Regions from separate parts of the Homo sapiens genome. Here region 1 is linked to region 2. Evidence: chromatin loops called from intact Hi-C (ENCODE). Cell type or tissue: PC-3. All regions are shown on one strand. Each heading gives the region's core, and the rest is flanking DNA. Links, peaks and the distances in the headings are about the cores only. Region 1 overlaps EML4 (EMAP like 4). Region 2 overlaps EML4 (EMAP like 4).

Region 1 (15,820 bases), core at 6,669-14,668, 130 kb after region 2:
ATATTTGTCTGCATTTAAGAGAGTTAACAGAAAGGATGTTTCCTGTAATTTATTGCCTACTTCTGCCTTAATTGGGTTATAATTATAGAATGAAAATTGGATTAAATTTCTGTAAGCATGACAAGTACTGAATGTACAGCAGGTATTCCCCTAGCAAACAAAATGGCTTAGGCACCAGGAATATGTACAACATGTGTTCCTTTGTCCTCAAGAAGTACAGTCCAACTCAGGCCAGGAAGAGAAAGGTAGGCAGTGTAGCACAGTGGTTAAGAGCACAGACTCTGAGCCAGACTACCTGAATTTGAATTCTTTAACACTCTTTACCACAAAACAGTTCATTTTAGGGAAACAGATAAAAGAATTAGTTTTTAGAAGCATATACATCTTGTAATAAGCAAAATAAACTTCAATATGGGTCTGAAATTTATTTTGCTTATTATATTTAAGCAAAAACTAGGCCATGTACTATTTGAGGAAGCAGACTTATTTGCCTTTTTGCATATTTTATACCATATATTAAAACCAGAGTCCATTTGTAAACTAGTCTACAAACAACTTCAGAGTTTAGAATTTGTCCAAAATATTTTTGTTTGCCTTGACAATAATGAATCATTATCCATTAATTTATTTAAATCTATCTTTTAATTTATCAACTTAATGTTTGTCTTATGGAATAGTACACAACATGATTAAATGAGATATTCCACCAAAAGAAGTTTTCAGATCACTGAAGTTTACCCTACCAGACCCCCAATTTTTTTTGTTTTGTTTTGTTTTCTGTTTTTTTAATCTTGTTTTCACTTTTGAGACAGGGTCTTACTCTGTCACCCAGGCTGGAGTGCAGTGCCTCAAACTCCTGGGCTGAAGCAATTCTCCTGCCTCAGCCTCCTGACTAGCTGGCACCATAGGTGTGTGCCACCTTGCCCGGCTCACTTTTTTAATTTTTCATAGAGCTGAGGTCTCCCTATGTTGTCCAGGCTGGTCTCAAACTCCTGGCCTCAAGCAGTCCTCCCACCTCAGCCTCCCGAAGTGATGAGATTAGGCATGAGCCACTGCACCTGTCCGGTTTTTAATCTCAACCTTTTTTAAAAAAAAAGTCCATACCTTAATAAACAGTATATCAAATATGACTTAATCTTGTAGAATCAAGATTTTACAGGTAGCCCTGTAGCACTTAGCCCACTTTTCAGAGAAGATTAATGACTTGTCATTGGTGTCATCTTGTGACGTAATGGCAGATCAAGGACTTGAACACAATTCTACTAACTCTTAGTAGAGCCGACTTTCCAATGTACAGTAATGCCTCAGGTTTTTCATTTCGTGTCTTATTTTACTGTACAACTGATCCAGAAGAGAGAGCAATGTGTGACATGGAATAATCAGAATGACTTGGAAGTATTGAGAAATGGCAAGTTTGTCAAATGCATGAGACTTGTCCTAATCCAGTTAGGCAGTTCTTTGAAGCGTTTGAAGAAAGTATTAATTTGAGATACCCATAGGAACTGTTAAAAGTTTGCAGTACCGTTTGAGGTTGTAATGAAAGGTTCAACTATTCTGCGTTCCTAATTGTCTTCGGTTTTGTGCTTTGCTTCTAGCTTTCAGTTCTTGCTGCCTATTTCCACCGGCTGGTCTTATAGTCAGTCCCCTGCTTTTATCTATTGTCTGCTGTTATATAGGACAGGCAAAACTGGGTCAACACTGTCTCTGCTGCTTACTAGTTTGTGACTTTAGGCAAGTTAACTTCTCAGAGTTTTAATTTTATTATCTTAAAACTGGAGTTTATAATAGTTCGTACTTTATAGCATTGTTGTAAAGATGAGGTCTTTTTAAAACATAACAACTAGAACTACTCTCAAAGTTCCAAATACAAATGCTATTTTCTGTTTCTAGTAATTTTCCTGTTAACTACTCAACATTTAGGTGACTGTTATAGCTGCAGAAGCACAGTACGCTTAGAGCTTTAGGAAGTGTCACTAATAAACTATGATATCTCTAATTAAATGTCTGTAAATTATAAATGTCTCTAATAAAAATAATAAAGTAAATCTTATAACTTACAATCTAACAAATTATAAGTTATATGCATTTGGAGTCTCTCTTCACAGTAGCTCTCTTTATGTGGAAATGTCAGTTGAAAAGATGGCTGGTACCCAATGATGTGAAACAGCACTTCTTGGTAGAGGGCAGCTAGCTGATGCATGGGTCCCTTAATGAATGATGACATCATTATAGTCCAGGGCCTTGCTCTCAACTTCATAAGCTAAGAAACAAGCTTATTATTACTCACACCTGTAATCCCAGCACTTTGGGAGGCCAAGATGGGAGGGTCACTGGAGTCCAGGAGTTTGACACCAGCCTGGGCAATTAACCAAGACCCTGTCTGTATTTTAAAAAAAAAAAAAAAGCTGTGCTTAATTTGCTCCAGAGTCATCTGACCTAGTTTTGAACCCTGGGTACACCAATTTTTTGTTAAGTAACTTCAGAAAAGTTACTTAACCTATCTATGCATCCTAACCATCTCACCTACTAAGTGGACATCCTCATTAAGGTTGCCATGAGATTTAGATGTGATGATGTATGCAAGGTACTTAGTAAATATTAGGTATTATTATTAGCATTATTTTCCATGACTAGATGAGCCTGGGTTGTACCTACGGGTATTTTTCAGCATTTAACAGTAATCTATTAAAATTCAAAAATAGTTTTACAATGATGAGCATTGTGTATTTTCCTTGAAAGATTTTAAGTGTCCTGATTGACCTAAAGTTTCTACTCAGTTTTCAGTGGAATATTAAGGTTGTTTTATTATGTACCTGAGTGTCAACATAATGGCTTTCTGCTTGACTCAAATTCCTGTGTACCTTTTAACACTGTTACTCGAAGATCTTAGCCCAGGAGACAGTATATTTAAGTTGCAGTGATATCCTAAAAAGCATTACAAAATCTCTTGGAGTAGGCAAGAAGTGCTGGTAAAAGTAAGTTTGCTTTTTTGCCAGGATTTGGTTAATTGGAAATACACATCAAAAAGAGGGGGAAAAAAAGAGTAAACACTTTATCTACCTAGAAATCGCCAAGAAAATAAATCCTGAAGTTAATGCAGGATTTCAGTAAGGTAATAGAATTCAGTATCACTGTGACGGTTAAGAATTATGTGTAGTACCAGGCCGGGTGCTGTGGCTCACACTTGTAATCCCAGCACATTGGGAGGCCAAGGCGGGCGGATCACAAGGTCAAGAGATCTACACCATCCTGGCTAACACGGTGAAACCCCATCTCTACTAAAAATACAAAAAATTAGCCGGGCGTGGTGGCGGGTGCCTGTAGTCCCAGCTACTTGGGAGGCTGAGGCAGGAGAATGGCATGAACCCGGGAGGCGGAGCTTGCAGTGAGCCAAGATGGCGCCACTGCACTCCAGCCTGGGCGACAGCGAGACTCACATCTGAAAAAATAAAAAAAAAGTAGTACCTATTCACTTGAACACATCAGGGATATGGTCTCATTTAAAAGAGGCCATCAAGAACTCGGATCCTTTCTTTCTAAGCCATCTTATTAGTATGTTGCTTCCATCCTCAACATCATAACATGCTGCTGGAACTCCAGCCATCATCACCTAGTTCCAAGCAGAAGGGATTAGAGCAAGTGACAAAAGAGCACTCCTTCCACTAAGTCAGTTCTCAGAGTTTTCCTGGAAGCCCCACACAATGACTTCTGCCACCCCTAACTTCAAAGGAGCTGGGAAATAATAGTGTTCTAGCTGGTCACTCAACAGAAGGGGGATAATGTGGATTGGAGAGGCAACTAGCAGGCTACACTCTAGTCACTAGGTAAAGACCACTTTTCCTCAAACCAGCAAACGCATATCAAAAATGTGGGAGAAAAAATGCATTCACAATAGCAACAAAAACTAGATGCTTTGAGAATAAACATAGCAACAAAAGCACAGGAAGCTGTGTGAAACATTGCTGAAAGACATAACTAAGATCTGAAAGAATTAGACATAGCATGTTTCTAGATAACCTGATAAAGATATGTTTTCTACAAACTTCTCTAAGTTTGATATGATCTTCAGATTTTCAACATATTTATGGGATTAATAAAATAGTTCTAGTTCATCTGAAATTTTCCACGTATCACAGAACTATCATGGTTGGGAATAAGCAGATAGACTGATGGAACAGAAAAGCATCCAGGAACAGATTTATGTTTTTATGAAGTTTACTAAGTAATAAAAACGGTATTTCAAATCAGTAGAGAAAGAATAGACTTCTCTACCTGTATTTTCCAATATGGCAATTACTAGCCACAACTTTCTGTTCATATCATTAAAGGCAATTCAGTTCCCTGAGAGTGCAGCAACGTTTCAGTTACTTAGAAACCACAGGGGACTAGTTGCTACTGCATTGGACTGCACTGATACAGATATTTTTTATCACTGCAGAAAGTTCCACTGAACAGCATAGCTCTAAATGGACAAAAGTTAGGTCCTAAATTGAGACCTTGGTTGCTTGGTTGCTTGGTTGTTTTTTAACTCCCCAGGTAATTTTAAACCAGTTGCAAACCACTGATTCAGGTGATAATCATCATGCAGTTGACAAAGATTTAACTCAAATATTTCTGAATTTTTTCTTCATAGCCATATTCTTTCACTTTGTCACTTGGGATTATTTTTGTGGTAACGCCATATGGCTATTTAATGACAATAATGAAAGGGCCAGCTTAGAATACTTTTTTGTTTGTCTTCAAGGAGATATACTAGAATTTGCTCCTGTGTTTGTGCCCATGGAGTAAAGTTTGAGGCTTTTTTCTAAGCTGTGCATACACTTTGCATTAGCCTGTGACTTGGGTAGAGGAAGGACACTGAGGTGATTTGTGGGGAGGGTAACATAGACCCCAACAGCTGCATTTCATCTTTTCTTTGCTTATTTATTGGAATTGATGCCAGGCAGAAAATACTTTCATTTCTAAATATGAGTTAATAACTTTCCTAAGATCTTTTCTAAATTTGGGGACTTCTCCTACTCAAGAGTCCTTTTTGAGAATACTTTATGTTGATTTACCTTCTGAAAATAATCTGTGTCCAACATAGATGTTTTTGCATGAATATTATGTATATATACAATGCTTTTGATGCTCTTCTAATTGAACTATTGAAAGCTTTGCACAAAGCTTTGCACAAAGATGCAGATAGTATTTTTAAATACTATTCCATTAGGGTGAAATTCTCAGAGGCCTGTACTTTGCCATGACCAATCTTGTTAAATCTTCATCCACGTAGCAAGTTTTAATTTCAGAAGCATGGCTTCCCCAGACGCCAGAGCCAGGCTCATGTGCACTATGAAAAGGATGTATGAACCCTGCCATACTCAGAAAATAGCCAACATCCATGTGCATCTTGCTGTCTCTGAAAATTGATTTCTTAAGTTAGTAGGTCCCCTGTATGCCTAGCAAGTGATTCCCAACGTGTTTTCCAATATACCGCTTAATTCTAGTGATTTCAGAAAGCTTCACTTCTCAGATTCATATAATTTAAATTGGTTTAAATATGTTTATTTCCCATACAGCACTATGGTGGAGATTATGGCTCCAGAAAGGTTTGGGGACACATCGGTAGACTTCAGAAGGGTACTAAAAGAATTAGAGTCATTGTTCTAATGTAAATCATTAAAAACTATCCCTAAGGTACACTGAATTTGTTAACTTACAAAATAAAATCCTGGTCAGGTGCAGTGGCTCACTATAATCCCAGCACTTTGGGAGGCTGGGGCAAGTGGATAACTTCAGGTCAGGAATTCGAGACCAGCCTGGCTAATGTGGTGAAACCCCGTCTCTACCAAAAAAAAAAAAACAAACAAAAATTAGCGGGGCGTGGTGATGCGCACCTGTAGTCCCAGCTACTTGGGAGGCTGAGGTGGGAGGATCACTTGAACCCAGGAGGCGGAGGTTGCAGTGAGCCAAGATTATGCCACTGCACTCCAGCCTGGGTGAACGAGTGAGACTCTGTCTCAATTAAAAAAAAAAGAAAAGAAAAAGAAAAAGTCTTAGAGGAAGAAAAGAATAGGTGAAAAAAAATAAAGGCCAGGTGCAGTGGCTCACACCTGTAATCCCAGCACTTTGGGAGGCTGAGGTGGGCATATCACTTGAGGCCAGGAGTTCGAGACCAGCCTGGCCAACACAGGGAAACCCCGTCTGTACTAAAAATAGAAAAAATTAGCTGGGATGGTGGTGCACACCTGTATTCCCAGCTACTCAGGAGGCTGAGGCATGAGAATCATTTGAACCTGAGAGGTGGAGATTGCAGTGAGCTGAGATTGTGCCACTGCACTCCAGACTGGGCAACAGAGACTCTGTCTCAAAATAAAAAGAATAAAATCATGTGACCAGAAAGCTAGTAATTGACCGGATACAGTGGCTCATGCCAGTAGTCCCAGCACTTTGGGAGGCTGAGGCTGGAGGATCGCTTGAGCCTGGGAGTTCAAGACCAGCCTCGGCGATGTGGTGAAACCTTGTCTCTGCAGAAAATACAAAAATTAGCTGGGAGTGATGGCATGTGCCTGTAGTCCCAGCTATCCAGGAGGCTGAGAAGTGGAAGGATCACCTGAGCCCAGTGGGGTCAAGGCTGCAGTGAGCCATGATAGCACCATTGTACTCCAGCCTTGGCAACAGAGTGAGACCCTGTCTCAAAAAAAAAGTTAGTAATTGAAAAAGCACAGTAGAAATTAAATGTGTTTGACCACAGACTGTAGGAGGTAAAAGCAAATTCAAGTCTCTGTCAGCTTTGGTGAACCATAAGATCTGTGTAATTTATCTGAAATAGTTTATTGGAAATGCTTAAGTGCTTATACGTGAAGCCAACAAAAATTAGTGTTTCGTAGTTTTTTTGTTTTAATTCCCACAGTGTGAAAACCTAAGCAGAAAAAGATCGTTGTTTCCTGCTTAAGGAATGTTTTAAGGAATCATGATTTTATTGAGACCTACTGTTCTGATGGAGTACAGCGTTGGGTGAATTTTCCCCAAAACATTCTTTAGAGATAGTCTTTCTAGGATACCTCCATAGACCATATACGGGTGCTGTATTCCTCAGCTTCTGAGTTGTACCATGGATAATTCAGAAGTAGCCCAGGAAAACTGTATTCCTGATGCCTTATGCACAACTTATAACCAACACTTCATTCTCAAAAATGGAGTCACTCTCATGGGGACACCAGTGACGTGAAATAAGGCCAGAGGGTGTGGTATGTGTTGCAATGTCCTGTAAGATACAAGTTTAAGAGACTGTCTTTCTTGGAAGTGTCTAATACAGGTAGTAGGTGCTAGTTTCTGGTATCTAGATAGGCCAGAAAGTTTCTCCCAGGTTTCAAGTGCTGAGGATTTGCTGTGAGCCTGCTCAGTTTTAGAGGGTGTGACACTGCTTCCTCTCCTTTAGAAATTCCAACAAATGTGTATTCAGAAACAGTATTGGCTAGCTGTTGAACTGTTTATCATTCAGAACTCTAAATGCTTTCTAACAATTTATCTGTTATTTTCTAGGGACATTCCAGCTACATCACACACCTTGACTGGTCCCCAGACAACAAGTATATAATGTCTAACTCGGGAGACTATGAAATATTGTACTGTAAGTATGAATGATTTTATATATATATATATATGCTATGATTATATTTATATATATATATATATATATATATATATATATATATGCTAAGATGTGTCTGTCAGGGGCGCTAATGAACAGGCTGCATGGAATCTGAATTGTGCAGAGAATGCTTGCCAACCTCTTTAACCTGACAAAGCATATGTTATGCTGAGCTAAGGTAATGAGAATCTCAAATGTGATTCACTTCTCCAAGAGTAATGAATTAATGTTAATAGTGTAGAACAGAAGGCACATATAGTAATAAGAAATTACTCTGTCAAATTGATGCTGCTCTGAATGGTTTTTCATTTAATTACTTCTCCTGGAGGCAGGGAGGAATATGATAGATGGGCATTTATGCTTTTTAGAGGAAAAAAAAAACTTCCATGGGAAACAGTTTGTAGTTTTATAAACCCTGTTAAAGTGAACACTTTCTTTTCCTTTTTAAATGTGTCTTAATGTTTTTCAGTGTATGGATTATAAATACAAGTAAACGTGGCTAGTTTGAATCAAGATGCACTTTCAAATACATTTGTACACAAGCACTATGATTATACTTCCTGTTTCTAAATTTAAAGGGGACATTCCAAATGGCTGCAAACTAATCAGGAATCGATCGGATTGTAAGGACATTGATTGGACGACATATACCTGTGTGCTAGGATTTCAAGTATTTGGTAAGGAAATGACACCTGATGTAAAGAAGTGGTTTGTGGGTTTTTTATATATAATATTTACTTGCTTAAATTTATAAATGAAAAATAGTCTGTGTATTCTTTAGCTTTATCACTATTAATGTCAGCCTCAGAGAAATTAAATGTATTAGGATTGAACCAACATGGGATTTGTATTTTGCAGAATCAAGCACTTTTGGTCCTTAATATGAAAGACAAGGAATTTACATAGTAGTACAGATTACCTTCCCGTTTTTCTTTAAGTGAAAATTGAAGTTATTAAATTTGGAAAGGCATTTTTAAATAGCTTGAGATACATGCCATACAATTCACCTAAAGTGTAAAATTCAGGCTGGGCGCAGTGGCTCACACCTGTAATTCTAGCACTTTGGGAGGCCGAGGTGGGCAAATCACCTGAGTTCAGGAGTTCGAGACCAGCCTGGCCAACATGGTGAAACCCTGTCTCTGCTAAAAATACAAAAATTAGCTGGGCGTGGTGACGTGCACCTGTAATCCCAGTTACGTGGGAGGCTGAGGCAGGAGAACTGCTTGAACCTGGGAGGCAGAGGCTGCAGTGAGCTGAGATTGTGCCACTGCACTCCAGCCTGGGTGACAGAGTGAGACTCCAGCTCATAAATAAATAAAGTGTAAAATTCAGTGGTTTTTGTATACTTAGTTGTGTGACCATCAAGGTCTAATTTTAGAACATTTTCATTACCCCACAAAGAAACTCTGTACCCATTAACAGTTACCCCATCTCTCTTATCCTCTACCCCACCCCCCAGCAACCACTAATCTGTTATTGATTTGCCTTTTCTGTATAGTTTATATAAGGGGAATCATACAATATTTGATCCACTGAGACTAGCTTCTGTGATTTAGCATAACGTTTTCAAGGTTTATCCACGTTGTAGCATACATCAGTACTTTACTCTTTTTATGGCTGAGTAATATCCCATTGTATGGATAGATGACATTTTGTTAATTCATTCATCAGCTGATGGACACTTGGGCTGTTTCTACTTTTCAGCTATTATGAATACCACTGCTGTGAACAGTCATGTGCAGGTTTTTGTGTAGACATGTTTTCATTTCTCTTGGGTATTTACCTAGGAGTAGAATTGCTGAGTCAAATGGTAACTGTATGTTTACTCTTTTGAGCAACTGCCAGACTGTTTTCCACAGTGACTACATTTACATTTCCACCAGCAGTGTACGAGGGTTCTGGTTCCTCCATGTCCTTGTCAGTGTATTTTATTATTATTTTGCGTGTGGATGTCTAGTTGCCTTACACCACTTGTTGAAATACAAAGGCATTTTTAGGAGAATTATATAAAGATAACTATGTGGGGCTTCTTCCTAATCTGACGTTTTGTAACTTTCTGGAAATCCGACCTCTATGACTGTTTTCTAAGCCTTCCTCAGTATTTAGGTATCCTTCTGAAAGGGTTAGAAGATAGATGGAAAAGTTAAAATAATAAAGCGTTATTTGCAAAGAATTAAAAAGAAGTGTTATGCTCAGGTAATTAAAATACTGGATATGGATGTGGCACCAATACCTAAAGCAATACACAAAAATTAATATTTTCTCTTTAACAATTTATCTCTGCCTTCTGAAAATTGGGTTCTCCAGCCTGATCATAGATCTGAACATTTCTTTATGCTATGTGCATTAGGAAAATAATCCATTATAGGTGGTTGTTCTAAACACAAGTGCTATCAAGACAGAGAAGCCTAATAGGCCAGGAAGGAATTAAAAACAAAATAATTCTGTCCATAAACAATTTCATTATTCTACGTGAAAATGAAGCAGTGACCCATAGCTGGTAGCTTCTGTGGTTATTTTAATGAAGACATTATTTATTTAAATTATTAAGAGAGACCAATTTTAAAGTATTTTGACTTGTTTTTAGCAAATTTACCAAAAACATATTTGTTCTCTAGAGTAGCATTCAACCACAAGTGGCCAACATCTCAACCCTTAAATCTTCCATAGTTTCAATCTAGCCTAATAGAGGTTTGTGAAAATTATGTTCGACATGATCATTAGTGCTGCATAATGATTCAGAATAATTAAATTTGACGTGTCTTATCTTGGGACATAATCTTTCCAGGAAAATTACATGGGATAGCATGCTAAACTAGTGGATGGCCTATGCTTTCTAAAAGAAATAATCTCTCTGAGGTTTTCTTGGAGGTGCTTGCCTGAAAGAAAACCTAGACTCCACTTCGAAGACTTGGTGTTATGGCTTTGTTTTTGAACCTTGTCTATACAAGTAACTGATTCCCTCCATCCAGAAACTTTAAAAAGGAAGAGCTTATTGCTGAGGTGTAAGTCAAGCTGAAAGTAAAATAAATTATTAGCACCACCTGCTGGTTACCATTGAGTACCATTGAGTCTTTAAGTTTTCCATTTTGGGGCTATTTTGGTTTTTTATTAGTTAGATTTTGGACAGGACTTGATTTGAATGAAGAACAGTGTGAGCCACTGAGAAATTTGTAAAGGAAATGTTAACAGCTAAGAGTTTGAACATAGATAAAAGCTAAACAGATTCTAAAATAAAATAAACATATATAGCATCACAGTTATATTTCTTCAGCTAATTTTTCTGCATCCCTGTGTTTCCATATCAAAGGTGTCTGGCCAGAAGGATCTGATGGGACAGATATCAATGCACTGGTGCGATCCCACAATAGAAAGGTGATAGCTGTTGCCGATGACTTTTGTAAAGTCCATCTGTTTCAGTATCCCTGCTCCAAAGCAAAGGTAAACTCACTTTAATAGAAACTAATGTTATAAGGCCTTCTGTCCAGGGATGATTTTGCATCCATAGCAAGAAAATATAGGTTACTGATTCCTCTCCATGATACTCCAGTGCACAGAGGGAGATAAGGGCCATCGGTGAGCATCCATCCAGGCAGTGCTTGTCTTCTCCCCCTTCCTAAGGCTAAGGAGAAGTGAGCTGTAGAAATGACGACCGATGATGTTATTCCTGTTTCTTTATTGTCCGGTTGCTTTTTATTTTGATTTGTTGGCAATTTAAAATCTCTCCTAAATATTTTAAAATATTTTATTTGTTGGATACATATTCAACGTTATAAAACTAATGGAACTGTTTCCCGAATGTCCTGTAATCCTACCAACATAGTAAATGTTCCCCTAACCATTTCAGAAGAATAATTACTAAGCTCTGGCAAGTATACGACCAACATCTAGAAGAGACAGACTTTTAGCTATTTTTTTAAACATATAGTGTGAAAATACAGAGATGTCCAATTCTTCTGTTTCGTTTTTCCTATGTAAAGTGATAATAAAAGGAAATAACGGCTAGCCTTACTCCTGAGATTTGATGACTTCTGGCTTTAAATTGGATTGCCCATTTCACAAGCTGAGTTTACCCCCCTTACGTATCACCTCCATTTCTGAAACAGGCATGTCAAGAATGAGTTTAATTTTCCTGTCTGTCTGATTTATTTCATATAGGCTCCCAGTCACAAGTACAGTGCCCACAGCAGCCATGTCACCAATGTCAGTTTTACTCACAATGACAGTCACCTGATATCAACTGGTGGAAAAGACATGAGCATCATTCAGTGGAAACTTGTGGAAAAGTTATCTTTGCCTCAGAATGAGACTGTAGCGGATACTACTCTAACCAAAGCCCCCGTCTCTTCCACTGAAAGTGTCATCCAATCTAATACTCCCACACCGCCTCCTTCTCAGCCCTTAAATGAGACAGCTGAAGAGGAAAGTAGAATAAGCAGTTCTCCCACACTTCTGGAGAACAGCCTGGAACAAACTGTGGAGCCAAGTGAAGACCACAGCGAGGAGGAGAGTGAAGAGGGCAGCGGAGACCTTGGTGAGCCTCTTTATGAAGAGCCATGCAACGAGATAAGCAAGGAGCAGGCCAAAGCCACCCTTCTGGAGGACCAGCAAGACCCTTCGCCCTCGTCCTAACACCCTGGCTTCAGTGCAACTCTTTTCCTTCAGCTGCATGTGATTTTGTGATAAAGTTCAGGTAACAGGATGGGCAGTGATGGAGAATCACTGTTGATTGAGATTTTGGTTTCCATGTGATTTGTTTTCTTCAATAGTCTTATTTTCAGTCTCTCAAATACAGCCAACTTAAAGTTTTAGTTTGGTGTTTATTGAAAATTAACCAAACTTAATACTAGGAGAAGACTGAATCATTAATGATGTCTCACAAATTACTGTGTACCTAAGTGGTGTGATGTAAATACTGGAAACAAAAACAGCAGTTGCATTGATTTTGAAAACAAACCCCCTTGTTATCTGAACATGTTTTCTTCAGGAACAACCAGAGGTATCACAAACACTGTTACTCATCTACTGGCTCAGACTGTACTACTTTTTTTTTTTTTTTTCCTGAAAAAGAAACCAGAAAAAAATGTACTCTTACTGAGATACCCTCTCACCCCAAATGTGTAATGGAAAATTTTTAATTAAGAAAAACTTCAGTTTTGCCAAGTGCAATGGTGTTGCCTTCTTTAAAAAATGCCGTTTTCTTACACTACCAGTGGATGTCCAGACATGCTCTTAGTCTACTAGAGAGGTGCTGCCTTTTCTAAGTCATAATGAGGAACAGTCCCTTAATTTCTTGTGTGCAACTCTGTTTTATCCTAGAACTAAGAGAGCATTGGTTTGTTAAAGAGCTTTCAATGTATATTAAAACCTTCAATACTCAGAAATGATGGATTCCTCCAAGGAGTCCTTTACTAGCCTAAACATTCTCAAATGTTTGAGATTCAAGTGAATGGAAGGAAAACCACATGCCTTTAAAACTAAACTGTAATAATTACCTGGCTAATTTCAGCTAAGCCTTCATCATAATTTGTTCCCTCAGTAATAGGAGAAATATAAATACAGTAAGTTTAGATTATTGAATTGGTGCTTGAAATTTATTGGTTTTGTTGTAATTTTATACAGATTATATGAGGGATAAGATACTCATCAAATTGCAAATTCTTTTTTTTACAGAAGTGTGGGTAACAGTCACAGCAGTTTTTTTTACCAACAGCATACTTAACAGACTTGCTGTGTAGCAGTTTTTTTCTGGTGGAGTTGCTGTAAGTCTTGTAAGTCTAATGTGGCTATCCTACTCTTTTGGGCAATGCATGTATTATGCATTGGAAAGGTATTTTTTTTAAGTTCTGTTGGCTAGCTATGGTTTTCAGTACATTTCCTACTTTAAGAGTAATTACTGACAAATATGTATTTCCTATATGTTTATACTTTGATTATAAAAAAGTATTTTGTTTTGATTTTTTAACTTGCTGCATTGTTTTGATACTTTCTATTTTTTTGGTCAAATCATGTTTAGAAACTTTGGATGAGTTAAGAAGTCTTAAGTATGCAGGCGTTTACGTGATTGTGCCATTCCAAAGTGCATCAGAACTGTCATTCCCTTCTAATATCTTCTCAGGAGTAATACAAATCAGGTATTTCATCATCATTTGGTAATATGAAAACTCCAGTGAACTCCCAAGGACATTTACAACATTTATATTCACACGCTGTATGGAAGGGTGTGGGTGTGTGTGAAGGGGCGAGTGGAGACACTGTGTGTATCTCTAGATAAGAAGATATGCACCACGTTGAAAATACTCAGTGTAGATCTCTATGTGTATAGGTATCTGTATATCTTTCCTTTTGTTTACAACTGTTAAAAAACCTCAAAATAGTTCTCTTCAAAAGAAGAGAGATTCCAAGCAACCCATCTTTCTTCAGTATGTATGTTCTGTACATACTTATCGGAGCGCGCCAGTAAGTATCAGGCATATATATCTGTCTGTTAGCAATGATTATTACATCATCAGATCAGCATGTGCTATACTCCCTGCAAGAAATATACTGACATGAACAGGCAGTTCTTGGAGAAGAAAGAGCATTTCTTTAAGTACCTGGGGAATACAGCTCTCAGTGATCAGCAGGGAGTTTATTTGAGGACATCAGTCACCTTTGGGGTTGCCATGTACAATGAGATTTATAATCATGATACTCTTCGGTGGTAGTTTCAAAAGACACTACTAATACGCAGGAAGCGTTCCAGCTATTTAATGCTGGCAACTACTGTTTAATGGTCAGTTAAATCTGTGATAATGGTTGGAAGTGGGTGGGGTTATGAAATTGTAGATGTTTTTAGAAAAACTTGTGAATGAAAATGAATCCAAGTGTTTCATGTGAAGATGTTGAGCCATTGCTATCATGCATTCCTGTCTCATGGCAGAAAATTTTGAAGATTAAAAAATAAAATAATCAAAATGTTTCCTCTTTCTAAGTGCGTCTTAACTCTTTCTTCATTTATACTGAGAGTTTCCATGACTATCCAGTTATCAGAAGGCATGACAATTCAGAAGACAACATTTATCAGTGGGCTACTGCTGCTGCTGTGGATAAAATCATTCTGGTAGTAACAAACTCCCATCTCATAATGTTAGAGGAAATTACTTCTGATTTATGCTCCCCCTGAATATGTGGATAGCTTTGTTTTCACTTATTTCATGTCAGCACTTTCTCTAATGTTTAATATTGGATAATCCTGATAATCTTCGTTACCCATCCGACTAGGCTGCCTCGCAGTGTTAGCCTTTGTGAAGTACTTGAACTCAGTAGGCCATGGCATTCTCTGCTTTCTCCCATCTCTCCCATGTTGCTTTTTAACGCAGATCTTCTGTATACCACAATCACAAATTGGCTACTACAAATGTTTCTTTATAAAGAATAGGTTGATTGATAGTATTCCAAACATTCCCCAGGTTTACAATCATAGAAATGATGGGGTTTTCATTATTGCCTTACTCGTCCCTGGTGACTGAATATTCACAGCCACTTACTTACATATACTAATCCATGAGAGGCTATCCTGGGGTAGGAGTTCCATTTTCACTGATTCTGAGACAGAATGGCTAGTGGGCACCAAAACAAACCCACTCAACAATGTGATTTTTCTTCACAAGTAAGAAAATCCAAAACTACTTCTATGGCGAAATGATGAATTAGATTTTGGGCACATTGAGGTGTTGTATTAGTGTAACTTCTAGAAGGAACTAGTTTTCCAGCTTAAAGCTGGAAATAAAGGATAAGTACATGTTTTTAGGACCACGAAGGCTGAAGAGCAGATGGGCAGGATATGGACCAAGAAGAGCTGCCCCTGGAGGAGTACCTACTGTGGGCCCAACATCTCCCAATACCCAGGTGTTCAGGGATACAGGGAGGTGACTGTAGATGAAGAAATGAGTTTGGGAGATTTAGTAACCAGCCTATGTTCATTTAGATCATGGCCATGCTGAGACTTTATGTTCTAGAACTTCAAAATTTGTACTTCCTCCACTACACTAGGAGAAAGACATTCATTAGACATAGAAGGAAAGGACCAGGGTAGATTCACAGACTTACTTTGGAAAGGAGATAAGGGAAACAGAAGAGAGTCTGTGTCAGTCTTGGTCCTCAGTCTGGGACGAGGTGAGTCCACGACACAGCAGTGCCGCA
Region 2 (15,820 bases), core at 4,892-12,891:
GCTAATTTTTTTTTTTAATTTTTTGTAGAAATGGGGTTTTGCCATGTTGCCCAGGCTGGTCTTGAACTCTGGGCTCAAGTGATCTGCCTGCTTCAGCTTCCCAAAGTTCTGGGATTACAGGGGTAAGCCACCACATCCAGCGTATTTTGTCTTTTCTAGAATTTCACATGACTGGGATCTTATAATCTGTGGTCTTTTTTGTGCTTTTTACGTAGCATATTGCTTTAGAGATTCATCCATGTTGTTTGTTTCACTAGTTCGTTCCTTTTCATTGCTGAGTAATATTTCTTTGTATGAATATACCACACTTAGTTTATTGACTAGATGATGGACATTTCAGTTGCTATTAGTTTTGGCTGTTACGAATAAAGCTGCAGTGAACATTTGAGTATACATCTTCTTTCAGGCCCTAGCAACCATGAATCTGTTTTCTTTCTCTATGAATTCTCCTATTTGGTGCTCATTTTTTTTAAAAAAAAATGGTTGCCTTAAGTTTTGAGAGTATTTTATATGCTTTGGGTACAAGTCCTTTATAAAAAATGTGGTTTGCAAATATTTTCTCCCAGTCTGTGGCTTGCCCTTTCATAAACTAACAGTCTTTAGAAGAGTGAAAGTTTTTTAGTTTGATGAAATCCATTTATCAGTTTATTTTGATGTTCAACTTATTTTTTTCTTTTGTAGTTTATACTTTTTGTGTCCTACTTAAGGAATTTTTGCCTAACCCAGGGTCACAAAGATTCTTATTATTTCTTAGTTTTTGCTCTTATTTTTAGGTCGATGATCTCTTTAGAGTTAATTTTTGTATAGGGTACAAAGTCAAGTTTCGTTTATTTGCACACTGATGATTTTTGTTCCAGCACAATTGAACTAATCGGAAAGATTAGCCTTTTTCCATTGAATTACCTTGGCACCTTTGCTGAAAATCAACAGACCACATATGTGTAGATGGAGTTCTGCACTCTGTATTCTGTTATGTCAGTCTCTGTTTGTCACTAAGCAAATACCACCTTGTCTTAATTACTATAGCTGATAGTAAAGGTTTCAATTAAAATTTTTATATATTTGAAAAATAATGTAGAGGAAATGGAAAATAATGTAGAGGACCTCCTGGGCTCAGGTGATCCTCCCACTCACCTCGCGGAGTAGCTGGGACTACAGGTGCACACCACCATGCCTGGCTAATTTTTGTATTTTTTTGTTGAGAAGGGTTTTTGCCATGTTGCCCAGGCTGGTCTCAAACTCCTGGGCTGAAGTGATCCGCCAGTCTCAGCCTCTCAAAGTGCTGGGATTACAGGCCGTGAACCACTGCTCCTGGGTACTTATATTTTAGGGTTTACTTTTAAAATTACTTTTTTTTTGAGACAGAGTCTTGCTTTGTCACCCAGGCTGGAGTGCAGTGGTGCGATCTTGGCTCACTGCAGCCTCTGCCTCCTGTGTTAGCCTCCCGAGTAGCAGGGATTACAGGCACCTGCACCATGCCTGGCTAATTTTTGTGTTTTTAGTAGAGATGGAGTTTCACCATGTTGGCCAGGTTGGTCTTGAACTACTGACCTCAGGTGATCTGCCCACCTTGGCTTCCCATAGGGCTGGGATTACAGGTGTGAACCGCCATGCCCAGCCTACTTTTAAAATTACTTTCAAGGGCCAAGCATGGTGGCTTACACCTGTAATCCCAGCGCTTTGGGAGTCCAAGGCAGGAGGATCGCTTGAGCCCAGGTAGGCAGCATTATTCCCAGGTAAAAATAGACATAGCAAAATCAGTAAAAAGAGCATGGACTTTTTAAAGTTCCAACTCCAGTTATCCCACTTACAGCTTTTCTGAGCCTTTTTGTTTAAGTTTTTTAAGAGATGGGATTTCACTTTGTTGCCTAGGCTGGTCTCAAATTCCTGGGCTCAAGCAGTCCTCCCTACTCGGCCTCCCAAAGTGCTGGGATTACAGGCATGAGCCACCATGACGAACCACGAGCCTTATTTTTAAAACAGTGATAATATTTCAGAGTTACTGTGGGGAGCACCTGAAATTATATTCATGAAGTGCCTGATTTATAAGAGAGTCTTGCTGATTTTTCCTCTTTAATTTTAAATCTGTCCATGTCTCCTATCCCACTACCAAGGGAAGAGAGGAGGAGACCTGTTTCAGGCCTTTATCATGTCTCTCCTAGATTGAGTTCAAGACCAGCCTGGGCTACATAGCAAGACCATGTCTCTACTAGAGAGAAAATAAGTGAGCCAGGCGTGGTAGTGCATATCTGCAGTCCCTGTTACTTGGGAGGCCAAGACGAGAGGATTGCATGAGACCAGGAGTTCAAGGTGGCAATGAGCTGTGATCTTGCTACTGCACTCCAGGTTCTGTGACAGGGCGAGAACCTGTCTCAAATAAATGATAATAAAATTACTTTCAAAAACATGATCTCCTTAATTCACTAACAATCTTAGGAATTAGAACAGACATTAATATCTGTATTTTATAAAAGAGGAAACTATAAGGTTTAAGAGGGCTGGTTTGATATCATACAGTTAGTGTGATAAAGCACTGAAGCCCAAGTCATGCCTTTCAAAATACGGTGCTTTCCACTATACGATACTTTTTTCATTTGCTGTTGTTCTCTTATGTTGAATACTGAAGAAAGAGTGTTTTATGAATAATTCAATCACAAAATTTTATTTAATTATATAGCTATATGAAGACAGCTAATCCATTTCCTTGGTTACTAACATCATGAGACATATTACGAAGTCAAAATTCCCAATCTGAAATGCAAAGAGGAAAAAAAAAGTCATCAAAATTGGGCTCTTTTTTTTTTTAGGTGATGGTGTTTTACAACCAGAAGAGGTGCTTATAATTTGATTTTAAATTTAGAAATGCAGGGAAGAGGCAAGATTTGTTAAAAGAAAGCAGAAATATTCCTTGAGAAAATTATTTTAAGAATTAAAGATGTTCTTGTCAGGATGATAGAACTTAAGCTTTAGACTATTTGAGTGTGTATGTGTTATCTATATTCTCTTTTGTTGCCAGACTTTCTATTCTTTGCAACCTTAAGTCTCTTCCCTCCCATTCCCTCCTCCTGCTGAGTCCCCCCACAATGTCAGGTCATAGTTAGGAGGTTCTTGCAGGAGTAGTGATGAAAGATAATGGTGACTAGAGTTTGAGTAGTGATGGCAAAAGAAACGGTAGGGTTTGGGATATATTTTGAGGGGCCTATGGATGTGCTTGATGAATGGATGTAAGGGACGAAGAAAACCAATGAATCACAGATAACTCCTAGTTTTTCAGCTTGATCAACTTGGTAGTACTATTTAGTGATGTGGGGAAGACTTAGATGAATTAGATGAGCTATACAGTGAATGATGGGAAATCAGATAGAAGCTATTTTTTTAAGTTTTGTTTTCATAAAAAGTAATATCACATCTCAGACATTGGAAAGGTAGAGACTAGATGAAATTACTTATGATCCTGACTTCCTGACACAATAATTTTAAGTGTTTTGGTGTGTATCTTTATAGTCTTGCATAGGGGTTGGCAACTTTCTGTAAAGGCAGCTTCTTAACTCTGTTGTAGCATGAAAGCAGCCATAAACAATATGTAAACAAATGAGCCTGCTTGTGTTCCAGTGAAGCTTTATTTATGGACACTGAAATTTGAACTTAAGGTAACTTTCACATATTGCAAAAAATTCTTTTACTCATTTTTTTCCCCAAACATTGAAAAATGCAAAAACCATTCTTTGTGTGCAGGCCACACAAAAACAGTTGACAGGCCAGATTTGGCTGTGTAGCCAGTTTGCAGGCCCCTGGTCTTGTGCATTTGTTTTATGGTTATAGTCATATCTTACATTGAATTTTATTACCTACCTTTTCTACTTTATATATGTGCATACTTTTTAAATTGAAAGACAAAGTGATTGCATTCGTTGAATAGTAAGCCCTGATAAACTTAGTTTACAAAGTGCCTTTATGTTCATTATTTTTTTTAATTCTTAGAATAACCATGGGAAGTGTGTGTCATGCTTAATATAAAGTAAAATATGTATTATGTACATAATTGAGGGTAAGTTATACATTATCATTAGAACTCTGTCTCTTCCATTTCTCTCTATATGTTGGCTTTATTCTCTGAAATGATCTTCCCCCAGCAGCAGTGGTCATGGCTACCGGTAGCTCTGGAACAACATCCTCAAAGTTTCCCTCCCTCAACACTAGTTTGAGAAATTCTAAGGCAGGACTTTGGTCCTGTTACATCAAAATTTCATCCCCCTGTTAATCATTATGTGTTGAAAGGGCAGGGTCATGTAGGAAGATAAGAGTTCTCATTTAGAACCAATGTTTAGAAAAATAGGAGGGAGAGTGGATAGTTTCTCAAATGAAGGATAGGGTAGTGCAGACATGGCCACCTGGGGGAATTATGAATTAGCCACCCCAAATTGTGTCTGTTGACATTGTTTAATATTGATTTAAAATTATTTAATTTTATGCTCTTTTCATTTACCTATTTGTATTATGCTCAGTTCTCTTTGCCGTTGCCACTTTATGTTTTATCACCACCTCAAACTGAATTTTAAAAATCCCTAGTTTTGCCGGGCGTGGTGGCTCACGCCTATAATCCCAACACTTTGGGAGGCTGAGGCGGGCGGATCACCTGAGGTCAATAAGAAACCTGGCCGGGCACGGTGGCTCACACCTGTAATCCCAGCTCTTTGGGAGGCTGAGGTAGGTCATTTGAGGTCAGGAGTTTGAGACCAGCCAGGCCAACACGGTGAAACTCCATCCCTACTAAAAATACAAAATTAACCAGGCATGGTGGCACATGCCTGTAATTCCAGCTACTCGGGAGGCTGAGGCAGGAGAAACATTTGAACCTGGGAGGCGAGGTTGCAGTGATCCGAGATCAGGCCATTGCAATAAGAGGGAAACTGTCTCAAAAAAAAAAAAAATCCCTAGTTTTGAATGTAATTTCCCCAAGAGTCTGGGTCTTATACCTCAGTGAAAGTTACTCTTTTCTTTGCTGGTTTTTTTTTGTTGTTTTTTTGTTTTTTTTTTTGGGGGGGGGAGGTGTAGTCTTGCTCCTCTGTTGCCCGTGCTGGAGTACAGTGGCACAATCTTGGTGCTTAACTGCAACCTCTGCCTGCTGGCTTCAAGAGATTCTCCCGCCTCAGCCTCCTGAGTAGGTGGGATTGCAGGCACCCACCACCATGCCTGGGTAATTTTTATATTTTTAGTAAAGGCAGGGTTTCACCACGTTGGCCGGACTGGTCTTAAACTCCTGACCTCAAGTGATCCACCTGCCTCAGCCTCCCAAAGTACTGGGATTACAGGCATCAGCCACCGTGCCCAGCCTACTGTTTTCTTTTTAAAAGACCATATTCTGACCACTCCAGTCCCTCAAATACTAGAGTCCTTTTATGAAAAAAATCTTGGTCATCTCTTGCCTCTTTGATTGCAATATGAAGAGTTAGATGAGAAATAGGTGAGCATCATTTGTAAACCCCAGACATTAAAGCATGAAGGATTTTGCTAGAATAACTGGCTCCCACTAGGATTCAAAAACCCAGAAAAACAGTGATAAATGAAGCAGTTGCTCTTCTCTGAGTCTTCAGAGCAACTGATTCCAGTATCATGATTTTCACTTTTCTGTGGTCCTTATCTAGAGACCCTGAGATTCTTGGTGCATCTGCAGAAAGCATTTAGGGTTTTGCTAATCTGGAGGAGTGATTGGTGAAACTCAACAGTCATGAAACTGCTTTGCAGACTCTGAGGTAGTATAGTGTATGTCAGGGAGGTGGTGGAAACTGACATGTTTGGCTGGTTGGCTCCACTTAGCCAAACCTTAGTCTTTAGCTGCAGTACAATATGTTTCATAGTAAAGAACAGTCATATACCACATATGAGGGTATTTCCATAAGATTTTAATACTGTATTTTACTGTACCTTTTCTGTGCTTACATACCATTGTGTTACCATTGCCTACAGTATTCAGTGCAGTAGTATTCTGTACAAGTTTATAGCCTAGGAGCAATAGGTTATACCGTATAGCCTAGGTCTGTAGTAGGCTATACCATCTAGGTTTGTGTAAGTACATTCTGTGATTTTGCACAATGAAATTGCCTGTGATGCATTTCTCAGAACTGACACATGTCTGTACTGCAAAACGTGCATGCAGTTTATTCTGCTGAAGGAAAAATTAGTAGAAGCTGGTTTTTAGATGAACGATAAAAAGAGTAAAAGCATTTAGAATGGTGTCTGCTGTGTGATTGTTTAGACTGACAGTGGAAAATTTCTTAGCAAAGAAGTTGCTGTTGCAATTTTATTTCTTAGGGCCAAACCCAATCTGATGCTATAATGAGAACTAAAATGATTTAAATTCCTTTAAGTTTTGACCTTTTTCATTGCTGAGATTTCTTAAAGGGACATTGTTGATATATTTTGCTTTTAAGTTTTCACTTTTGTCATCTATCTATTGAGTCATTATAGGCGTTCTTTTTTTTTTTTCCTTTTCTTAATGAAGTGGGGTCTTGGTATGTCACCTAGGCTGTTGTGCAGCAGCACAATCATGGCTCACTGCAGCCTTGACCTCCTGGGCTCAAGCAGTCTTCCTGCTTCAGACTCCTGGGTAGCTGGGACTACAGGCATGCACCACCATACCCAGCTAGTATCTTTATGTTTTGTAGAGACAGGATCTCACTATGTTGCCTGTACTGTCTGGAACTCCTGGGCTCAAGTGATCCTCTCCCTTTGGCCTCCCAGAGTGCTGGGATTACAGGCCTGAAACACTGTGCCTGACCTGCAGTCTTATTTTAAACTGTGTTAACATTACTTTATTGTGAAATAGTTGCAGAATTTCCCTTTTACCATTTTTAGGGTAATTCATGTTTGCTCATTTTAAATTTTATTAATCATTGTTTTTATAGCCTATATAAATATACACAAAAAGATAGTCATCATAAATTTTTAATGTGTAATGTTAATGGCTTATTTGAAATGGGATATCCTGTGGTGTTTGGTTAAGGAAATCAAGTCCTTTTAAATAAGATTAGGCAAAGTATATTTGTATATTTTTCAATTATTTTCTTTATATTTCTTTTCTTTTTTTTGTATCTAGTCCTGAATCCTAATCCAGATCTGTATTTTTCACTTCTCTCTCTCTCTTTTTTTTTTTTTTGCACTGGATAATTTATATCATTGTTGACTTGTACTATGGAAACAAATTTTTTGTCAGAAAATATTTTGTGAATATTTTCCCCTACATTGTGGCTTGCCTGGTTACTTTTTTAGTGATATCTTTTGATTGAGTAGGACTTTTTAATTTACCTTTTTTATTTCTTTTTTTTTTTTAGACAAGGTCTTGCCCTGTTGCCCAGGCTGGAGTGCAGTAGCTCATGTGATGCCCAACCTCCACCTCTTGGGCTCAAGCGATCCTCTCACCTCAGCCTCCCAAGTAGCTGGGACTACTGATGTGTACCACCATGTCTAGCTTATTTTTGTATTTTTTGTAGAGACGGTATTTTTACCATGTTGCCCAGTCTGGTCTCGAACTCCTGGGCTCGAGTGATCCACTTGTCTCAGCTCCTAAAGTGCTGGGATTACAGGAGTGAGCCACTGCTTGGCCAGGATCTTTAATCTTGATGGTCTGATTTATCATTTGTTCCTTAGGGCTTTGGCTTTTAGGTCTATGTTCTACCTTAGATTAATTTCTGTGTATGGTGTAAGATAAGAGTTAAAAGTTAATTTTTTTCTTACAAATATGCTTATAAATGCTAACAAACAACATTGTTTGGCAAAGACTTTGCTTTATTTCCAAATCAGGTAATCAGTATTATATTATAAAATTATTAGTTATTTCAAAGTAGTTGCATGGTTAGCTAGTTCATTGATTATAGAAGCTGTATTTTTTTAGGTCAGAATTATGGGTTTATACCTTCGGGATCCAGTTAACTTGGCCTTGTTTTGTGGCCATGGAATGTATTTCTCCTAAGTTGTTTTAGTCATTTGTTAGATTTGTTTCATTGCAAGTAAGAGGGTATATGATAACTTCATCATGCTACCAGATAAAACATTAGAGCATATGCCTTACACGACTATTAACTAATTTTATTTTGTGTGAGAGAGATTACATTATTACATTTTAAGGATACGGTATTCATAGTATTATAATGTTTAATGTATCATACTCAGTTTTTATGCCATACTAAAATAAGCAAAAATAAATTGATTTTAGTAAACATTAGAAATAATTTTTCAGAGTTTTGTATAGAGTGGGAAATGTAGATCTGACACTGTGAAATCCGTTTGTTAGGTTTTGTGGGTAAATAATGCTAAGTATAAAAATACAAGACATAGAAAAATTTAAAATGTACGTTTGCATATGCTTGTGCCAATATATAGACCATTCCATAAACCCAATCATTGGCTTACATTTCTGAGATACCAGCATTAAACATGAGTTATCTTTTAAGAGGCTGAATTTGAATTATATTACTCTGTTAGGATTTGTGCCAGCTTTTGGTTAATCATTATCTTGTTGATTATATTTGGTTCAAGATGACTCATTTTTCAAGGAGCTTTATTGCAACACTACATATTTACTACAGGAAGCCTGGATGGAAATGGAGCATCAGGTTATTGGAGATTTTTTTCTCCAATCTTTATTGTACCAAGTGTTATTAAAGTTAATTATTTTTCAATAACTGAATTCCCTGTGGAACCTAGTGCTTCATTAACCAACTGTAGGAGGATCATTTACTCCTTTTTCATGGCAGACAAATATATCTTTGATGATTGTTTAAATATTGGTCATACTTCTATACTATACATTGACCAGACTTAGATATAGTATTTTATTCTCATCAAATTGAGTATGGTCATTAACTGAGAATTTTGGAATCAGAGAGATTTGAGATTGAACCTTGTTTGTAAAATTTACTAGCTTTGGAAGCTTGTGCAAATACTTCTCTGAACCCTAGCGTTCATTCAGTCATTAATGAGTGAATTAATACATTCAGTCATTAATGAGTGAATTAATACATTCATTTATTAATGAATTTGGATAAAAATATTTACCTTGCAAGATCAGATTAAAAGGACATATAAAAGTATTAGCACTTAATATGTGCTTAATGATGATCACCATCTGTTGACGCTTGCTTATGGTATATATTGAGGTTAGGAGTGCCAATCATTTAGCCCTTCTGTCTCCAGGTTCTAAGAGATAAATAATGGACACAGCATCTGTTTCTAAAATTTAGACTGTCTGATAACAGCAGAATTTGAGACCATAACATGGATCTAAGGATAAATTGAGAGTCAGCTGCAATCACCAACAAATCTAGACTGTGAGACTATGATAAGAGTTCCGTCTGCCATGTCTGCTCTGACTACACTTAATCTGGCAGCTGGCGAGAAGATTAGAGGCTTACTTTATGTATCTAGTTATCAGCGAAACAAAGAGCTGGAGTGAGAAAGGGAAAGATGGCCTTGTTTTCTATGCAGTAACGTAATTTCCTTCTTGTTAAAAATAAGGTCCAAGGAAAGCTAAATCTAACCCACCAAATTAGTAACTTCCCTTCCCCCTCTGCCCATGCAGGAGTTTGTGGCTTGAGTTTGTGGAAGAGAGACTGGGAGAGTTTTCTGTAATACCTAATACAGTAACCACCCTGCCTCCACCCTGCCCTCTACTGTGGGAAAGAGAAGGGAAGTCTCATTCTTTATAATGGGAGATTAGTGTAAGAGTGCCCCCTACTTTGAAAAAGTAAATTTCACTTATGTTCAGTGTTTTTGTAGGCCCATAGAATAAATACAGTAGAAGAGCCCTGCAGAAATGAAAAGCCATGCTAGGAATCAAAGTAAATGTTGGTTTAAGGAAGTAAATTGTGTCTTTATTTATTTTTTGAGACAGGGTCGCACTCTGTCACCCAGGCTGAAGTGCAGTGGTGCGATCACTGCAGCCTTGACCTCCCAGGATCAGGTGATACCCCCATCTCAGATTCCCGAGTGGCTGGCACCACAGGCACGCACCACCACTCCTGGCTAATTTTCGTATTGTTTTGTAGAGATGGGGTTTTGCCATATTCCCAGGCTGGTCTCCAACTGTGAGGGCTCAAGTGATCCGCTTGCCTCAGCCTCCCAAAATACTGGGTTTACACGCATGAGCCACCACGCCCCATCTTTTAAACTTGTTAATAGAAAAATTGATGTTGGTAAAGAAAAAGAACCCCCCAAAAAGATAGATATAGGCAATAAAAATCACAAGTCATCTATTGGCAGGAGGTGATAAGAGTTCTGTTTGCAAAGATATATTTAAGACACCTGCTTAAATACTAGATTTTTTTTAAATGAAAATATCAGTAAATCCAAAACAATAGTCTTCAGAAAAAAAAAACAAAATGGTGTAAACTCAACATAAATTGTGAATCTGTTCTACAAATGAGTAATTTTAAATATCTGTGAAATATATATTGGTAGTGAATATTTTATCTTAAAAAGCAAAAATTTGAGAATGATCATTTATTGGCACTTCAGAAGAAACCAGTAAACGTGTAGCAAAATAGTGAATAAATGTCAGTTAAGCCAGTAAGTGTGTCATTAGCTATTGACAAAGATTACAGTTTTGGAAATAACTCCAGATGTGCTCCACCTCAAACCTTGTGTACTCCTTTAGCCAGGATTTATAAAATAGAATTAGAAGCATAATATATATGTTTGTAATTTGAAGCATAGGGTGGTGGTTAAGAATCTGGGCTCCAGAGTCACAGTGCCTACGTGTACATCCTGGCACCTGCAATTACTAGTTTGTAGCCTTGGACAAGTTATTTAATCTTTCTGTGTGCCCCATTTGTAAAGTGGTACTAATACAAGTACCTAGTTGATAGGGTTGCTTATCAGTGACTTTACTGGAATTACAGAGACCAGTTTGCTACAGGTTAGGTAGTAATGGAAAAAGAGAATGTCCAAACACCTGTAGCTTGCTCCTACCAGAACTTCTTAAGGGAGATAGAGGGAGTCTGACTTAAAATTGAATTTTTTTTTTCTTTTTTGGTTGGTAGAGATGTGAATATATATTTATCCTGAGGGAAAATGACCAGTGGATAGATCAGATGTGAGAGAGAATGGGCATGTATGATTGACCTAATGTCTCTAAAGAAAGTAATAGGGGAGACACTCTAAAGCACTGGGGGAAGGCTTGGTGTTTAACTCAAGAGGCACCTGTTTTAATGAGTTGGGAGGGGCTGGGTGTGGTGGCTAACACCTGTAATCCCAGCACTTTGGGAGGCCAAGGTGGGAGGATTGCTTGAGACCAGGAGTTCAAGCCTGGTCTTATGGGCAACATAGTGAGACTTCCATCTCTACAAAAAAAGAAGAAAAATTTTAAAAGGAAAAGGTGGTAAGGATGCTAATTTGGGGAGGAATATTTCTACCTGAAGTCTGCTATTTTCTCTTTGAAAGAGGAAGTGAGGACACATTCTGAGAAGTATGAGGTGGAGGTGGTGGAATTGAAAGCTGGAAGAGAGTTGTGAGGATTTGGAATAGTTATTGAGGCAATGGGAGTTGGAGTTCACTTGGAAAATGTAGAGAGACCAAGATGGGTTTGATGACCATGGGTTTTTGTGGTGGTTTCTGTTGTGTGTATGTATTCTCATTCCTTCCCTGTGTCTCTCTCTGCAGTACCCAGCAGCCATTGTGTAGAAACAGAAAAGCTGGGCAGTCAAAATGTTCTGGTATTGGTGGAGGCAGGACTTGACAAAGGAGAGTGGTTTGGGAAGACCCAGGGGCCAAAAGTTGAAAGTATTGCAGTGAGAGTGGTTGAAGTTATGTATCTTGGGGGTTTAGGCTGGAGAGGGAACACCTTGAAGCCAAGACAAGGTTGATAGGTGGGGAGAAAGTGGAAGAACATTAACACCAAAAGTTTCCATGAAGCTAAAGGGTGAAGTGTGATGGGGAATAGGAGTGAAAGAGACAAAGGATAAGGGCTTGGGGTTATGGGCCAAGATAATGAGTTTTAAGATTTCAGATGAGTAATTGTTGTGGGTAATAAAGCGAGTGGTTATAGAGGTGGATTATTCAATTGGGTAGTGGCTATCTCTTCACTCCTTAAGGAGGAGAGCAGCTAGGATGTTCACGTGGATTGGAATTTGCCCAGGCTAATGGTGGCTGAAAAGGTAAATTAGATAGTAAGATCAAAACTTATATGTAATTTGGAGAGTGACTGAGAAGTTGATTGATGATAATGATGAATAATTAGGTTAGTTGTTAGATCCTAGTTATAAGTAAAGGAGGAAGGTTTTGCAGGAGACTTTTGGAGTAATCATATGTGTGCTGCAATAGAAAGAAGACAGGACAATGCTGTTATCTCCCTGTTTTCTGTTGAGAGGTATAAGAGAAAGAATAGTTGCCGTTTTGACTCAGCTGGAATGGAAGTGGTGTCGTGTGGAAAAGTTGGTTTCAATTAGAGGCAAAAGGTAGACTGAGGTTCTGTAAAGGATCTAGAGAAGTTTATTTGAAAATAAGAAGCATTGCAAATGGCAGTAGTGAAAAAGGTTGGAAAAGAGGGTAACCTTTTGGGAGAGTGAGCGGGTAAGCAAGAGAAGGAACCGAAGCGTCACAGAAATCCGAGGCCATAAGTTACTAGTCAGATGGTAAATGTATCAGGGAAGTGAAAGTCATCTATGGGTTATTGTGGAATCATGGAAAGAGACCATTTGCTTTAAAGGATAAGTATATGGGGTATCATTTATGCCAGTCTTAAAAAACAATTTTGACATTGGATCATTCCTTAATGAGATGAACAGTGGCCGGGTAAATAAGGTTGCTGAGATTTAGAATAGAAATACCGGCCAGGCGCGGTGGCTGACGCTTGTAATCCCAGCACTTTGGGAGGCCAAGGCGGGCAGATCGCGAAGTCAGGAGATTGAGACCATCCTGGCTAACATGGTGAAACCCCATCTCTACTAAAAATACAAAAAAAAAAAAAAAAAAAAAATTAGCTGGACATGGTGGTGGGCACCTGTAGTCCCAGCTACTCGGGAGGCTGAGGCAGGAGAATGGTGTGAACCCGGGAGGCGGAGCTTGCAGTGAGCCGAGATTGGGCCACTGCACTCCAGCCTGGGCGACAGAACAAGACTACGCCTCAAAAAAAGAGGAATATCAGCACTGTGTAGACAAGGGGAAAAAGAAAGAATTTCAACAAAAATTATGGCCTTTGCTCCACATGTGACCTGTAAGCTGTAGAGAGCAGTCTTTTTTGAATTTGGCATAAATGCTTTTATGGACAAATGTTAATTTGAGGTTGTTAGGTATTGTGGTTGTCAGGCATATTTAATTCAACAAATGCTGATTTCTTATTTGCTGGTCATTGAGATCAAAAGCTCTCTTTTTGGCTTGAACTCCCTTTCTCCAGTTGAAAAGATGGTTTCAGAAATTCTGGCACTAATTCAGACTTACAGACTTTCTTTGTAGAGACAGTAATCCTCAAGTTCAGCAGTTTGACTCTAAATATCATAACAATTCTAAATTCATATCTAGAGGAATGTTTTATATCTTTTTTGGCATTTTTAAAGAGTTTTTGCAGACACTCATAGTCTTGGCATGCCTTCTATTGAATCTTTGGTGGGAGAAAGAATGTAAAGCAAAGGACTGAAATTTCCAGCGCTTTGCAGGGGACAGTAGGGGAAATGAGGCAGGAAATGAGGGCCCACTTAGAATGCAGTTTATTCCAAGTCTTTTCCACTTCCCCTGTTCTCCATGGGCTGCCTGCTGTATTCTCCTAAGGATGACCCTAAGAAATTAAGTGAATTGCATCCTCTAATTGTTGTCTATAGCAGTAATATGACAGAAGTATAGTACTTTTAAGTTCTTTTAAGTGAAGGATACCTGTATTCTAATTTCCATCAATCAAGTCGAATTTCTGAAGATTTTGTCAACTGTGCTAATTTTCAAAATGTTTTTGTTGGCTACATGCTAGCTGGAAATTAACTCTGAAAGCATTACCATCAAAATCTAGCTATTAAGTAAATATATAAAACTAATTTATCAGGCATCACTCTGTATCAGAATCTGTTTGATGTACTTTATGTGTATTGGCTCATTTAATCCTCATAGTAAGCTGTGAAGGAGTTAGCATTATTATCCCCATTTTACAGAGGTGGAAACTAAGGGATGAGTTAATTAACTTGCCCAAGAGCGCACAGCTAGGCTTAATGTATGCAGATTTTTAGCTTGATTTAGGAAGTTGAACATAAGTCTAATAGAACTTTAAAAAGTTAAAAGTATAACGCTTTCTGTGATGAAGCAGTCCCACTTCTGAGTATATATCCAAAGGAATTGAAACCATTATATTGAAGAGATGCCTGCACTCTCATGTTCATTGGAGCATTTTTCACAATAGCAAGGATATGGAAACCATGGAAGTGCCCATCAGTAGATGAACAGATAAGAAAAACGTACTCAGCCTTGGAAAGGGGGAAAGCCTGTCATTTGCACAACATGGATGAACCTAGAAGACATTCTGCTAAGTGGAATAAGCCAGGCACACAGAGACACATACCCAGATAACACATGATTTCACTTATATGTGGAAACTGAAAAAAAGTCAAACTCAGAAAATAGGCCGGGCATGGTGGCTCAGGCCTGTAATCCCAGCACTTTAGGAGGCTGAGGTAGGCAGATCACTTGAGGCCAGGAGTTCAAGACCAGCCTGGCCAACATGGTGAAACCCCATCTCTACTAAAAATACAAAAAATTAGCCGGGTGTGGTGCTGCGCACCTGTAATCCCAGCTCCTCAGGAGGCTGAGGCAGGAGACTCGCTTGAACTCGGGGGGCAGAGGTTGCAGTGAGCTGAGATTGCACCACTGCACTCCAGCCTGGGTGACAGAGTGAGACTCTGTCTCAAAAAAAAAAAAAAGAAGTAGAAAGTAGAATGACAGTTGCCGGGGGCTTGGAGGGGTGTAGACAGGGAAAGGAGAGGCGTTGGTCAAATAGTACAAAGTTTCATTTGGACAAGAGAAATAGATCCTGGTGATCTATTGCACAGTATGATGTCTGTAGTTAGTAATAAGGTATTGTAGGCCAGGTGCAGTGGCTCACACCTATAATCTCAGTGCTTTGGGAGGCCAAGGTAGAAGGATTGCTTGTGGCCAGTAGTTCGAGACTAGCCTGGTGTATTAGTCAGTGTTCTCTAGATAGAAGGATTGCTTGTGGCCAGTAGTTCGAGACTAGCCTGGTGTATTAGTCAGTGTTCTCTAGAGGGACAGAAGTAACAGGATACATGTATATATAAAAGGGAGTTTATTAAGGAATATTGACTCACATGATCACAAAGTGAGGTTTCACAATAGGCCATCTCCACACTGAGGAGCAAGGAAGCCAGTCTGAGTCCCAAAGCTGAAGAACTTGGAGTCTGATGTTTGAGGGCAGGAACCATCCAGCACAGGAGAAAGATGGAGGCCAGAAGACTACATCAGTCTAGTCTTTCCATGTTCTTTTGTCTGCTTTTATTCTGGCTGTGCTGGCAGCTGATTAGATTGTGCCCACCCCGATTGAGGGTAGGTCTGCCTTTCCCAATCCATTGACTCAAATGTTAATCTCCTTTGGCAACACCCTTCAATCCAATCAAGTTGACACTCAGCATTAACCATCACACCTGGGCAACGTAGCAAGACCCCATCTCTACAAAAAATAAAAAAATTAGCCTGGTGGGGTGGTGTATGCCTGTAGTCCTAGTTGCTTAGGAGGCTAAGACCTGAGGATTCCTTGAGCCCAGAAGTTTGAGGCTGCATTGAGCCATGATTGTACCAGTGTACTCCAGCCTGGGTGACAAGAGTGGGACCCTAA

What was found. Peaks named below come from ENCODE experiments on the same cell type or tissue, not always from the same donor. Only the 100,000 strongest peaks of a DNase experiment are listed, where the experiment ranks them.
Region 1: a loop joins it to region 2, with 2.9 times the contacts of the local background. A loop is called at or near these places in 6 of 110 quality-filtered maps.

The regions. Positions count from the first base shown.
Region 1 is chr2:42,317,940-42,333,759 of GRCh38, forward strand. It overlaps EML4 (EMAP like 4), which reads left to right. Exons shown (of 23, transcript NM_019063.5): 20 at 7,528-7,615; 21 at 8,215-8,313; 22 at 10,947-11,077; 23 at 11,795-14,609. The coding sequence ends at 12,268. Among named protein-coding and RNA genes, the nearest start is that of COX7A2L, 35 kb to the right of the region's middle. In PC-3, for the core only: a CTCF peak has its summit at 10,691 (motif pointing left); no DNase peak of the experiment used is centred there.
Region 2 is chr2:42,187,206-42,203,025 of GRCh38, forward strand. All of the region lies in intron 1 of EML4 (EMAP like 4), which reads left to right. Among named protein-coding and RNA genes, the nearest start is that of EML4-AS1, 25 kb to the left of the region's middle. RefSeq lists an enhancer at 8,434-8,578 and a cis regulatory region at 8,500-8,513. In PC-3, for the core only: a CTCF peak has its summit at 9,678 (motif pointing left); DNase peaks (open chromatin) are centred at 8,526 and 9,666; H3K27ac peaks cover 1,210 bases.